3 separate regions of the Homo sapiens genome follow, and regions 2 and 3 are each linked to region 1. A link is a contact called in ENCODE Hi-C or POLR2A ChIA-PET data. All regions are on one chromosome and are shown on one strand. Each heading gives the region's core, a stretch centred on a gene start or an enhancer-like site at or near the end of the contact. The rest is flanking DNA. Distances are from core to core; before and after follow the strand shown. Region 1 holds the start of MED11 (mediator complex subunit 11). Region 2 holds the start of SPNS3 (SPNS lysolipid transporter 3, sphingosine-1-phosphate (putative)). Region 3 holds the start of UBE2G1 (ubiquitin conjugating enzyme E2 G1).

Region 1 (3,444 bases), core at 945-3,444:
AGAGTCTGATCTTGTTTTTATTGTTATTGCTTTTATTATTATTGCTTTTATTATCATTAAAACTCTAGTTCTTGTTTTGTCTCTCCGAATGAAGAAGTATGTATTTTCATTAGGCCAAGTCTGCGGGAAGGCTGGGGCAGCAGCATGAAGTGTTTGAGGAAGTGGGTTGGGTATGTCAGTTTCCATCTCCTCTCTGAGCCTGTCAGGGTGTTTCTGGAGTGCAGAGCAGGAGCACCCTGCTGGAGAGGCCAAAGCATAGCTGTGGGCAGGCTCGGGCTTCAGTTTTTCCATGCCCACCATTTGCCCCTTTGTCCTAGGGTACTTTGACCAGCAGGGTATGTTGGTGCTCATACTCCCCACCCTACATGTTCCCAGGTTCTGTCCCATGGCACAGGTGATGGTCTCCCTCTCAGCTCTGGGTCCATCTCCCTGGCCTAGTTCTCCAGCATCTGCTCACAGGTTCGAGCCACATCACTGAGCTTGAGGCGGGCATAGTCCACTCGCTTCAGAGCCATCTGACAGTCCTTCCTCGAAGAGTAGCTGGAGCCCTCATGGGGCTGCCCTGTGGCCACCTACAAGACAGACTATCAATGGAGCACCATCTCCTTTACCCTAACTCCAACCAGGCATCAGGTCTCGTCTCATTTCTTCCCTGAGTTTGAATTTGTTAGGCCATCTGGTAGCTGGGTAAATAAATCATTTAACTTATGTTAATCTTGTCTGTAAAATGGGGGTGACAATAACTACTTCCTAGAGTTGTTGAGGATTAGATAAAGTAATGCAGAGTATCTGGCACACCGTAAAAATTAGTAATGGTAGTGGTCCCTGCGACGATTTCAGAACCTTCTCAATCCTGTCCCTCTTCTCAGGATATAAGGATTTGGGACCTCGTGGCCTGGAGGTCAGGCCAAGTTTCCAGTGACAAAGTTCTGTAGTTCTAGCATTATTTACACATCTTCTGCTAGGCACATGTGATGTTACCCAGTGAGGTATGCAGGGCCACCTTTAATTCTTTCATTTTATTATTTATTATTTTTTGAGACAGAGTTTTTGCTCTGTTACCCAGGCTGGAGTGCAATGGCATGATCTCGGCTAAGTACAACAACCTCCGCCTCCTGGGTTCAAGCGATTCTCCTGCCTCAGCCTTCCAAGTAGCTGGGGTTACCGGTACTCACCACCAAGCCCGGCTTTTTTTTTTTTTGAGACAGTCTTGCTTTGTCACCCAGGCTGGAGTGCAGTGCTGCAATCTTGGCTCACTGCAACCTCCACCTCCTGGGTTCAAGCGATTCTCCTGCCTCACCCTTCCAAGTAGCTGGGATTACAGGTGCCCGCTACCAGCCCAGCTAATTTTTGTATTTTTAGTAGAGACGGAGTTTCACCATGTTGGCCAGGCTGGTCTCGAACTCCTGACCTCAGATGATCCACCCGCCTCAGCCTCCCAAAGTGCTGGGATTACAGGAGTGAGCCACCGAGCCTGGCCTAATTTTTATATTTTTAGTAGAGACGAGGTTTCACCGTGTTGGCCAGGCTGGTCTCGAACTCTGTCAAGCCACTGCGCCCGGCCCATTCTTTCCTTTTAGAGGAAGAAACCCGCTCTGGATGGCCGGCTGGGGAGGTCTGGTCCTGCCCAGTTAATGCTCCACCCTGGATCACCCAAGCCTGAGGCTTTGACCCAGAGCTGGGGTTCGCTCGCAGAACCCCCCAGACACACCGACCTGGGTGAGGTAGCGGATCTGAGCTGACAGCTCCGCCTCCACGTGTTGCACTGAAGCGGTGAAGGCCGCCGCCTGCCGGTCTAGGAGCCGCTCGTTAGTTTTTTCCTTGGACAATTCTAGGATCACAGTACCTGCCAGGGCGGAGAGAGGGCGGGGACACACGGAGACTGCCAGTGTAGCCTCTCCCTAGGCCAGCCCCTCTCAGTCCCGCCCTTTCGCTGCGCACGCACGTAGGATTCCCTCCCCAACCCTGCTCCAAGTCCCAGGTCAGGCTGCCAGTGCAGCCCGGTCACGCTTTCGCTCCCCGCTGTCCAGGTTGTCGCATCCCGAACCTGCATTCTGAAGGATGGCGCCGATTTCCCGTTCAATGTCTTCCAGAGCGCGTAGTCTCTCGTTCGCCAGGCTGTAGGTAGCCATTATCACTCTGGGAATTCTCACCAAGAGTTTCTCCTCAGAAACGCGACGCTTGTTCCGGAAGTGGCTCTCGGTGTGCGCCTGCGCAGAGGGCACCGTGTAGCGAGCACTACGATTCCCAGGATGCTCAGCGCAGCCTCGCCTCCTCGGTCCGCTTGATGAACTACAACTCCCAGGGCCCGCTGCGCCTCAGCCACAGGACCACCCGTAGTCAGAGGCGACAGTGGAATATCCCCTAGCCCGAGGCCATTCAGACCTGTCCATCTTCTTGACACTGTCTGTGGCCTCTAGTTTATTCTACACAAGTTTATTTATTTATGAGACAGTCTTACTCTGTCGTCCAGGTTGGAGTGCAGTCGCAAGATCTCCCTCCCTGCAACCTCCACCTCCCAGGTTCAAGCGATTCTCCTGCTTCAGCTTCCCGGGTGCCTGGGATTATAGGCGCCCGCCACCACGCCCGGCTGATTTTTGTATTTTTAGTAGAGACGGGGTTTCACCATGTTGGCCAGGTTGGTCTCGAACTCGACCTCAAGCGATCCACCCTCTTCGGCCTCCCAAAGTGCTGGGATTACAGGCGTGAGCTGAATCTTAAAGGTGAACTACGTGGATGAAAGCTTGTAGTGGAAAAGGGAGACGGCATAGGCAACAGCATGGTGCTGTGACGGGAACAGCGCATGTGGAGTCCAGCAAGGGATTCTGCCTGCCTGGAGTGAACGGAGCGTGGTGGGGGTTAGGTATGACAATGGTGAGGCTGGAGAGAGGAGCGGAATCAGGAAAAGGCTTGCAAGCTATGTACTTTGGACTTGAGTCTGAAGACATTTGAGCCTTTAAAGGGTTTTTAAGAAGTGTGTTATGACCAGAATTACCTTTTTTGGAAAGATCGTTTGTAACAGTTTATAGTAGATTATCAAGAATGAAACTAGTTTGCCCAAGGTTAGCACATGAAGGTTAGACTCAGTTAAACTGAATGGTCTAGCCTGGGGAACATAGTGAGATACTGTCTTTATAAAAAAATTTGGGGGCTGGGCATGGTGGCTCACTCCTGTAATTTCAGCTCTTTGGGAGGCTGAGGTGGGAGGATCACTTGAACTAAGGACTTCGAGACCAGCCTGGGCAATATAGTGAGACCCCATCTCCTATATTTAAAAAATAAAGGCTGGGTTTGGTGGCTCACACCTGTAATCCCAGCACTTTGGGAGGCCGAGGCGGGTGGATCACCTGAGGTCAGGAGTTCGAGACCAGCCTGACCAACATGGAGAAACCCCGTCTCTACTAAAAATACAGAATTAGCTGGGCATGGTGGCGCATGCCTGTA
Region 2 (3,712 bases), core at 48-2,547, 300 kb after region 1:
TGCCCAGGCTGGTCACAAAGTCCTCACTTCAAGTGATCCGCCCACCTTGGCCTCCCACAGTGCTGGGATTACAGGCCTGAGCCACCGCACCCAGCCCTAAAATATTTTTAATTTTTTAAATAGAGACAGAGTTTCGGCTGGGCGCAGGGGCTCATGCCTATAATCCCAACACTTTGGGAGGCCGAGGCAGGCGGATCACCTGAGGTCTGGAGTTCGAGACAGCCTGGCATACACGGCAAAACCCCGTCTCTACTAAAAATACAAAAACTAGCCTGGCATGGTGGTATGCGCCTGTAGTCCCAGCTACTCGGGAGGCTGAGATAGGAATCGCTTGAACCTGGGAGGCAGAAGTTGCAGTGAGCCGAGATCGCGCCACTGCACTCCAGCCTGGGCAACAGATTGAGACTCTGTCTCAAGAAAAAAAAAAAAGGCCGGGCACGGTGGCTCATGCCTGTAATCCCAGCACTTTGGGAGGCCGAGGCGGGTGGATCACCTGAGGTCAGGAGTTCGAGACCAGCCTGACTAGCATGGTAAAACCCCGTCCCTACTCCTCCTCTACTCAAAATACAAAAATTAGCCGGATGTGGTGGTGCACGCCTGTAATCCCAGCTACTCGGGAGGCTGAGGCAGGAGAATCACTTGAACCTGGGAGACAGAGGTTGCAGTGAGCTGAGATTGCGCCACTACACTCCAGCCTGGGCGACAGAGCGAGACTCTGTCTCAAAAAAAAAAATAAATAAATAGAGACAGAGTCTCACTATGTTGTCCAGGTTGGTCTCAAACTCCTGGGCTCAAGCAATCTTCCTGCCTCAGCCTCCCAAAGTGCTGGAATTACAAGCGGGAGCCACCATGCCCAGCCTGTGTCCCTTCTTAGTTGAGGCTGGATTGGGAACATCAGTTGGTCCTCCCCGATTCGAGCACAGCTGAAAACCACCTCTAGAGGTGAGAACACCAGAGATGGGCCCAGGAGCAGAAAGATGGGTGATGGCTGGAAGGCCACCATGGATCTGCAGCCCCTGGCTGGTGGGCACAGCAGCAGGTACTGCCCAGGGTAGCCATCCCCTCCTCACCTGCAATGATGAACCAGTTCATGTAATTCAGGAGGTTGATGTAGCAGAGGACGGCGGCAGCCACGTAGGCCCTCCACGGGGGCAGGCTCCAGGAGGTGGGCGTGATGGGAGGGGGACACTGCCTGCCTGGCCCTGGGGACTGGCCCTGCAGACCTCCTGGCCCAGGCTCAGGGCACTCCGCTGACATCCCCCCAGCCATGCCAGCCTGCAGCTCTTGGCCTGAGACTGGCGCCAGGATGAAGCAACATTAGCTCAGCACGAAGTCACTTCCTGTGGGGTCCCAGGCTCCAAACCTCAAAGCACCTGCCCTAACTGTTGGGCGTCTTATCGCAGGTTCCTCCTGACCCCACGGCAGCTTCACCAGTGCGATTTCCCCATCGTCAGCCTCTGAGACCTGCTACGGAGGACAAGGGCTCCTGGCACCCCCACCCTGGGGACTGGACAACTCTGTGGTCCCCTTGATCTAGCCTGCAGCTTCAGTGGCTGCAGTGAGGAAGGGAAGCTTCCAGGGCAGGAAATGAGATGAGCCTCCCAGAGTGCTGCTTGCTGTGAGATGGTCTAGCTGCCCGTACGGGACTGTGAACCAATGCCTTGAAGCCGGGGCAAATGAGGAAGGCTGGGCATTGGCCAGGACAGCAGCATTGCACTCGACTGCCAGGCAGGATGAGCACCTACCCAGGATCTAAGGTCCTTCCCGGAAAAACAAAGGTAGCAGAGGGGGCTGCCTACAAGAAGACAGCCTGTGTGCAAAACTCATCAGTGGGGGCTAAATCTGGGGGGAAGACTTCAGTGAGGGGGGAGGGTGTCAGCACGGTCACGAAGCATCTCTTGATAGATTGCTTATTAGTAACAAAAGGAAAAAGAGTAACTATACAGTAGAGGAATCAGACATCTTGACCAAGGGGTTAAAATAAATCACCTGTGAGAGGCAGGAGGGTGTCGTGTGCCTCCAGATGTGAAGGTCTTCGCAGGTCACAGCATCATCTATGTGGCATTCCAGCCAGGAAGGCACAACCGGAATCTCATCATGAGAAGACATCAGCCAGACGCGGTGGCTCGCACCTGTAATCCTAACACTGGGAGGCCAAGACAGGAGGATCATCCAAGCCCAGAAGTTTGTGACCAGCCTGGGCAACATGGTGAAACCCCATTGCTACAAAAATACCAAAAAAATAAAAAATTTTAAAAAAAAATAGCCGGGTGTAGTGGTGTGCGTCCACAGTCCCAGCTACTTGGGAGGCTGAGGTAGGAAGGATCGCCTTAGCCTGGGAAGTCGAGGCTGCAGTGAGCCATGTTCGTGCCACTGCACTCCAGGCTGGGTGACAAAGCAAGACCCCAACTCAAAAAAAAAAATTTTTTTTTTAATTTTTAAAATGAAAAAACATCAGACAAGCCCAAATTGAGAAACACTATTTCTTTAAAGGGACTGTATATTGAAAAATGTCAGAGTCATGAAAGACTAAGAAAGACTGAGGGAGCTAGGCGTGGTGGCTCACGCTTGTTATCCCAGCACTTTGGGAGGCCGAGGCAGGTGGATCACCTGAGGTCGGGAGTTCAAGATCAGCCTGACCAATGTGGAGAAACCCCGTCTCTACTAAAAATACAAAACTAACTAGGCATGGTGGCAGGTGCCTGTAATCTCAGCTACTCGGGAGGCTGAGGCAGGAGAATTGCTTGAACCCGGGAGGCACAGGTTGTGGTGAGCCAAGATCACGCCATTACACTCCAGCCTGGGCAACAAGAGCAAAACTCTGTCTCGAAAAAAAAAAAATATTCTGAGGGACTGTTTTGGATTAAAAGCAACAAAGAGACAAGATAGGCCAGGCGCGGTGGCTCATGCCTGTAATCCCAGCACTTTGGGAGGCCCAGGCGGGCGGATCACGAGGTCAGGAGTTCGAGACCAGTCTGGCCAACATAGTGAAACCCTGTCTCTACTAAAAATACACAAAAAAGTAGCTGGGTGTGGTGGTGTGCACCTGTAGTCCCAGCTACTCAGGAGGCTGAGGCAGGAGAATCATGTGAACCCGGGAGGCAGAGGTTGCAGTGAGCCAAGATCGTGCCACTGCACTCTAGCCTGGGTGACAGAACAAGACTCCGTCTCAAAAAAAAAAAAAAAAAAAAGAGAGACAAGACAATAAGACAATTAAGAGCAGTACAGGATCCCAACCTCGCTCCTGTACTGGATCAACTGATAAAACTGGATCAGGAAGAAATAGCATATCAGCATCTGTGAACTATGGTTATGTAAGTAAATAAGTAAATATCCTTATCTGAAGTATCTAGAGGTACAGGGCCATGATTTATGCCACTCATTCTCAAACGGTTCAGGAAAAAATATTAGATATGTATAGTAAGAAAACAAATGGGGCAAATATTAATAATAGATGAATCTGGGTAAAGATTATAAGAGTTTCTTTACGCTATATGATAAACTTTCTATAAGTTATAAATTATATCTAAACAAAAAGTTAAAGCATAAAATGACAAACCAATTTAAAAATGGGTGAAGAGCCGGGCATAGTGGCATGGACCTGTAGTCCCAGCTACTCTGGAGGCTGAGGTGGAAGGATCACTTAAGCCTGGGAGGTTGAGGCCACAGTGAGCTATAATCATGCCACTGTACTCCAGCTTGGGCAACAGAG
Region 3 (3,749 bases), core at 863-3,362, 360 kb after region 1:
GGTGGATCACTTGAGCCCAGGAGTTCAAGACCAGCCTGGCCAACATGGTGAAACTCTGTCTCTACCGAAAATACAAAAATTCTCCAGCCATGGTGGCACAGGCCTGTAATCCCTGCCACTCAGGAGGCTGAGGCACGAGAATCACTTGAACCAGGGAGGCAGAGGTGCAGTGACCTGAGATTGTGCCACTGTACTCCAGCCTGGGCGACAGAGGGAGACTGTTTCAAAACAAAACAAAACACACTTTTTTGTAGCGATAGGGTCTTGCTCTGTCACCCAGGCTAGTCTCTAGCTCCTGGCCTCAAGTGATCCTCCTGCGTGGAGTTTCCAAAGAGCTGGGATTACAGATGAGAGCCACCACAGCCTGCAGGGCACTGGTCTTGACCCTCCCTCCCTCATCAATTCTCTGCAGCCACAGCAAAACATTCAAAATGCAAGTCTGCTATTTTTCTACTCCTAGTTAAAACTTTTCAGGGGCCTCCCACTGTTTAAGGATTAGGTTCAATTTCTAAACCTTTATCCAGCCCTGATCTTTCACCAGATTTGGAAATTATTACAAAAAATAAATCTTTTTTTTTTTTTTTTTTACAAAAAATAAATCTTAAGAAACTAGGAATAGGCCGGGCACAGTGGCCCTTGCCTATAATCCTAGCATTTTGGGAGGCTGAGGCAGGCGGATTGCCTGAGTTCAGGAGTTCGAGACCAGCCTGGGCAACATGGTAAAACCCCATCTCTACTAAAATACGAAAGAAAATTAGCCTGGCCTGGAGGCGTGCGCCTGTAGTCCCAGCTACTCAGGAGTCTGAGGCAGGAGAATTGCTTTAACTCGGGAACCTGAGAGGCAGAGGTTGCAGTGGGCCAAGATCACGCCACTGCACTCCAGCCTGGGCGACAGAACAAGGCTGTCTCAAAAAATAAATAAATAAATAAATAAAATAAAAAAGAAAGAAACTAGGAATAGAAGTAAATTTCCTTGATTTGGTAAAGTGAAATATCAAAATGGTCCCTTTGGTCTATTTGATAGGGGGCAGTGGTTCACACTTGTAATGCTAACACTTTGGGAGGCCGAGTTGGAAGGACTGCTTGAACCCAGGAGTTTGAGACCAGCCTGGGCAACACAGAGAGACCTCTGGCCCCCCCCTCCTTTTTTTTTTTTTTTGTGAGACGGAGTCTCTCTCTGTCGGCCATGCTGGAGTGCAGTGGCACCATCTCGGCTCACTGCAATCTCTGCCTCCTAGGTTCAAGCAATTCTCCTTTCTCAGCCTCCCTGGTAGCTGGGAGTACAGGCGCCTGCCACCAGGCTGGGCTAATTTTTGTATTTTTAGTAGAGACCAGGTTTCACCATGTTGGCCAGGATGGTCTCGAACTCGTGACCTCAGGTGATCTGCCCACCTCGGCCTCTCAAAGTGCTGGGATTACAAGCATGAGCCACCGCGCCCCGTCAAACCCCCCGATCTCTATAAAGCAAATAAAAAAATAGCAGGGCATGGTGGTGTGTACCTGTAATCCCAGATACTAAGGAGACTCAGATGGGAGGATCCCTTAAGCCCAGGAGTTCCAAGCTGCAGTGAGCTATGATCACTGCACTCCAGCCTGGGCGACAGAGAGAATTGCCGTCCATAAATGATAATAATAACAGGGCCGGTCTCGGTGGCTCAATAATAATAGGGCCGGACGCGGTGGCTTTTTTTGTGCACTCTTCATGTAAAGTGAGTTATCATCATATATTGCCTCTATTTTGATGTTTGGTTAAAATGGGGCACACCAGTACTAACTTCGGCTTTCTAACAATTCCTACTTCGCACACCATGTGGCAGTGTTAGATGGCTTTTGGGCGCTCGCCAAGGACTAGACATCTACCACTTCTTCTGGCCTCTTCGCTCCTATATCCACTGCTTCAATCCAGAGGCTGTATTTGACCCTCTGCGACCTCTTTGTCATGGCGTCCGCGGGGCGTCTACCAGCGGAGGCTTGGGCTGGCAGCCGGGCGTCGACCTTCCCAAAATGGCGGCGGACGGGACAACTGCGCTCAAGGGGCGGGGTTCCGCCGCCGGGGGCGGGGCGGGAGGCCGAGGGGTCGGGCTAGCGGGCGGGACGCTTCCCAAGTCGGCAGTCTCAGCGCGCCTGCGCCGAGCGGCCCTGCGCGCAGTGAGGCAGTGGCGGGGGAAGGCACCGGTGGGGCCGACGGGCGGGTTGAAGGAGGGAAGCGGGCGAGCGAAGTCCCAGTGCGCGCCGCGGCAGCCCGGGCACCCTCCCCTTCCGGGCGTGAGTCGCTGTGAAAAGAGCTGAAGCGAGCGGACTCGCACCGGCAGCGAGGCGCCGCTCCCGCCGCCTCAGCCCGGCCTTCCTCGGCTCCGGCGCTCCGGTCGCGGGGCCCGGGTTCCTCGGCACACCCCGCTCCAGCCGCCCCCAGAGCCTGTCCCCAGCCCTTCGGAAGCCCCGGCGCCAGCCCGGGCCCTCGGCAGGGAGGATGACGGAGCTGCAGTCGGCACTGCTACTGCGAAGACAGCTGGCAGGTGAGCAGGCGGGCGGCGGGGCGCCGGGCCCGGCCGCGATCGCGGACAGCCGCAGCCCAGTCCCTCTTCTCCTCCCGGGCCAGCGGCCGTACTGCCGAAGGGGCCCGGGCCTGCGAGGGTGGGGACCTCGAGGCTCCGGTCCCGGCCGGGCCCAGCCGTTCTCGCCCGGCTCTTGGAGGGCACTGGGGGCGGGGACGCGACCCAGCTCCGGCCCAGGGACTGGGCCTGGCGCCCGGGGGGTCGGAGAGGAGGAGGTCCCCTCCCCCACCGTTCTGTAGGACGTTGCGGGGGAGGGGCTGTGTGCGGGTCCCCAGGCCGGGGCCGCCAGCTTGGAGGGGCGGGTCCCGGGTTCAGGTGCTGCCGGGGCCGCCGGACCTTCGGGGCCGGCTGGAGCGTCCGGACCCAGTGCGGCTGCGAGTCCCCGGCTCGGTGTCTGAGGGCGGGCGGAAGGGACCGGCCCTGGCGGGATAGGTGAGGCGCACAAAACTTCTCCCCGGGCGGCGCTGGGTCCGCGGAGTTGGGGCCGACAACAAAAGCGCTGGCCTCGGCGGCCTCCACGCGGGCGCGAGGGTGCCGGAGACCCTGGCGGAGTGCGGATCGCCGCCTCGCCTGCCTCCGCCTGGCACGGGCTCCGGCTGCGCCGCCCGGCTGGGGGAGGGTAGGAGCGGGCCGCGGGGAGAGCCGCTCGCTGGCCGGCTCCGGGCTTTGTGCTCGCCGCGATTCCGGCTGCTGCGCAGGCCTGCAAACCCCGGAGCTGCGCCCGCAGGCTCTGGCCCGGGGCGGCGGCCGGGTCGGCCTCCCCGAGGAGCCTGCGGCCCCCCTCCCCCATTGTCCCGGCCTCCGGCCGTTTGCGGCTTCCAGGTTGACTTTTTAGGGGGTTGGCTCCTACTCTGCTAGGACTGTGTGCGCGGAGCATGCGCAGTGGAGACGTCCGTGTGCGGAGTGGAAGGGGGGAGGCGGGTTGGTGGCTTCACAATGCAGCCCCACGTGCTGCCAGATTTAAAGAGAAATGAACCAGCACTTACCCCTGCTGTACAACACCCGGCGTGTGTCATTCTCAGTTCAAGCGATCTTCCCCCTACCCACTCTAAAACCAGTAGCCTCTAGCCCTCAGCAGAAGCCAAAGACTGGAGTGATGAAATCTGTTTTTGAAATACATTTACTAAGAGTTTGAGGTGTTCGTTAAATCACCTTTATGGCTTCTTAAGGAAAAGGTTGTCAGGGGTTCTTACA

The links. Hi-C counts contacts between places; a loop is a spot of excess contacts on that map. ChIA-PET counts read pairs that join two places held with the same protein, here RNA polymerase II (POLR2A). Pooled maps may share reads with other maps.
Region 2: a loop to region 1 is called in a pooled map, with 2.4 times the contacts of the local background. The contact joins the promoter of SPNS3 here to the promoter of MED11 in region 1. A Hi-C loop is called at or near these places in 4 of 50 pooled maps. POLR2A ChIA-PET finds 5 or more read pairs at or near these places in 2 of 52 experiments (WTC11 and activated CD4-positive, alpha-beta T cell).
Region 3: a loop to region 1 is called in a map of CD8-positive, alpha-beta T cell, with 8 times the contacts of the local background. The contact joins the promoter of UBE2G1 here to the promoter of MED11 in region 1. A Hi-C loop is called at or near these places in 1 of 168 maps with a recorded cell type or tissue (CD8-positive, alpha-beta T cell) and 9 of 50 pooled maps. POLR2A ChIA-PET finds 5 or more read pairs at or near these places in 1 of 52 experiments (activated B cell).

Annotation. Positions count from the first base shown.
Region 1 is chr17:4,730,178-4,733,621 of GRCh38, reverse strand. MED11 (mediator complex subunit 11) reads right to left here and starts at 2,194. Exons shown (of 3, transcript NM_001001683.4): 1 at 2,048-2,194; 2 at 1,716-1,846; 3 at 15-572. The coding sequence starts at 2,132. The coding sequence ends at 435. It overlaps CXCL16 (C-X-C motif chemokine ligand 16), which reads left to right. Exons shown (of 6, transcript NM_001386809.1): 6 at 1-89. RefSeq lists enhancers at 2,198-2,247, 1,539-2,358, 2,258-2,397.
Region 2 is chr17:4,431,525-4,435,236 of GRCh38, reverse strand. SPNS3 (SPNS lysolipid transporter 3, sphingosine-1-phosphate (putative)) reads right to left here and starts at 1,297. Exons shown (of 12, transcript NM_182538.5): 1 at 1,071-1,297. The coding sequence starts at 1,269. RefSeq lists an enhancer at 581-1,235.
Region 3 is chr17:4,365,038-4,368,786 of GRCh38, reverse strand. UBE2G1 (ubiquitin conjugating enzyme E2 G1) reads left to right here and starts at 2,112. Exons shown (of 6, transcript NM_003342.5): 1 at 2,112-2,516. The coding sequence starts at 2,471. RefSeq lists enhancers at 1,979-2,273, 2,093-2,779 and silencers at 1,942-2,641, 2,692-3,471.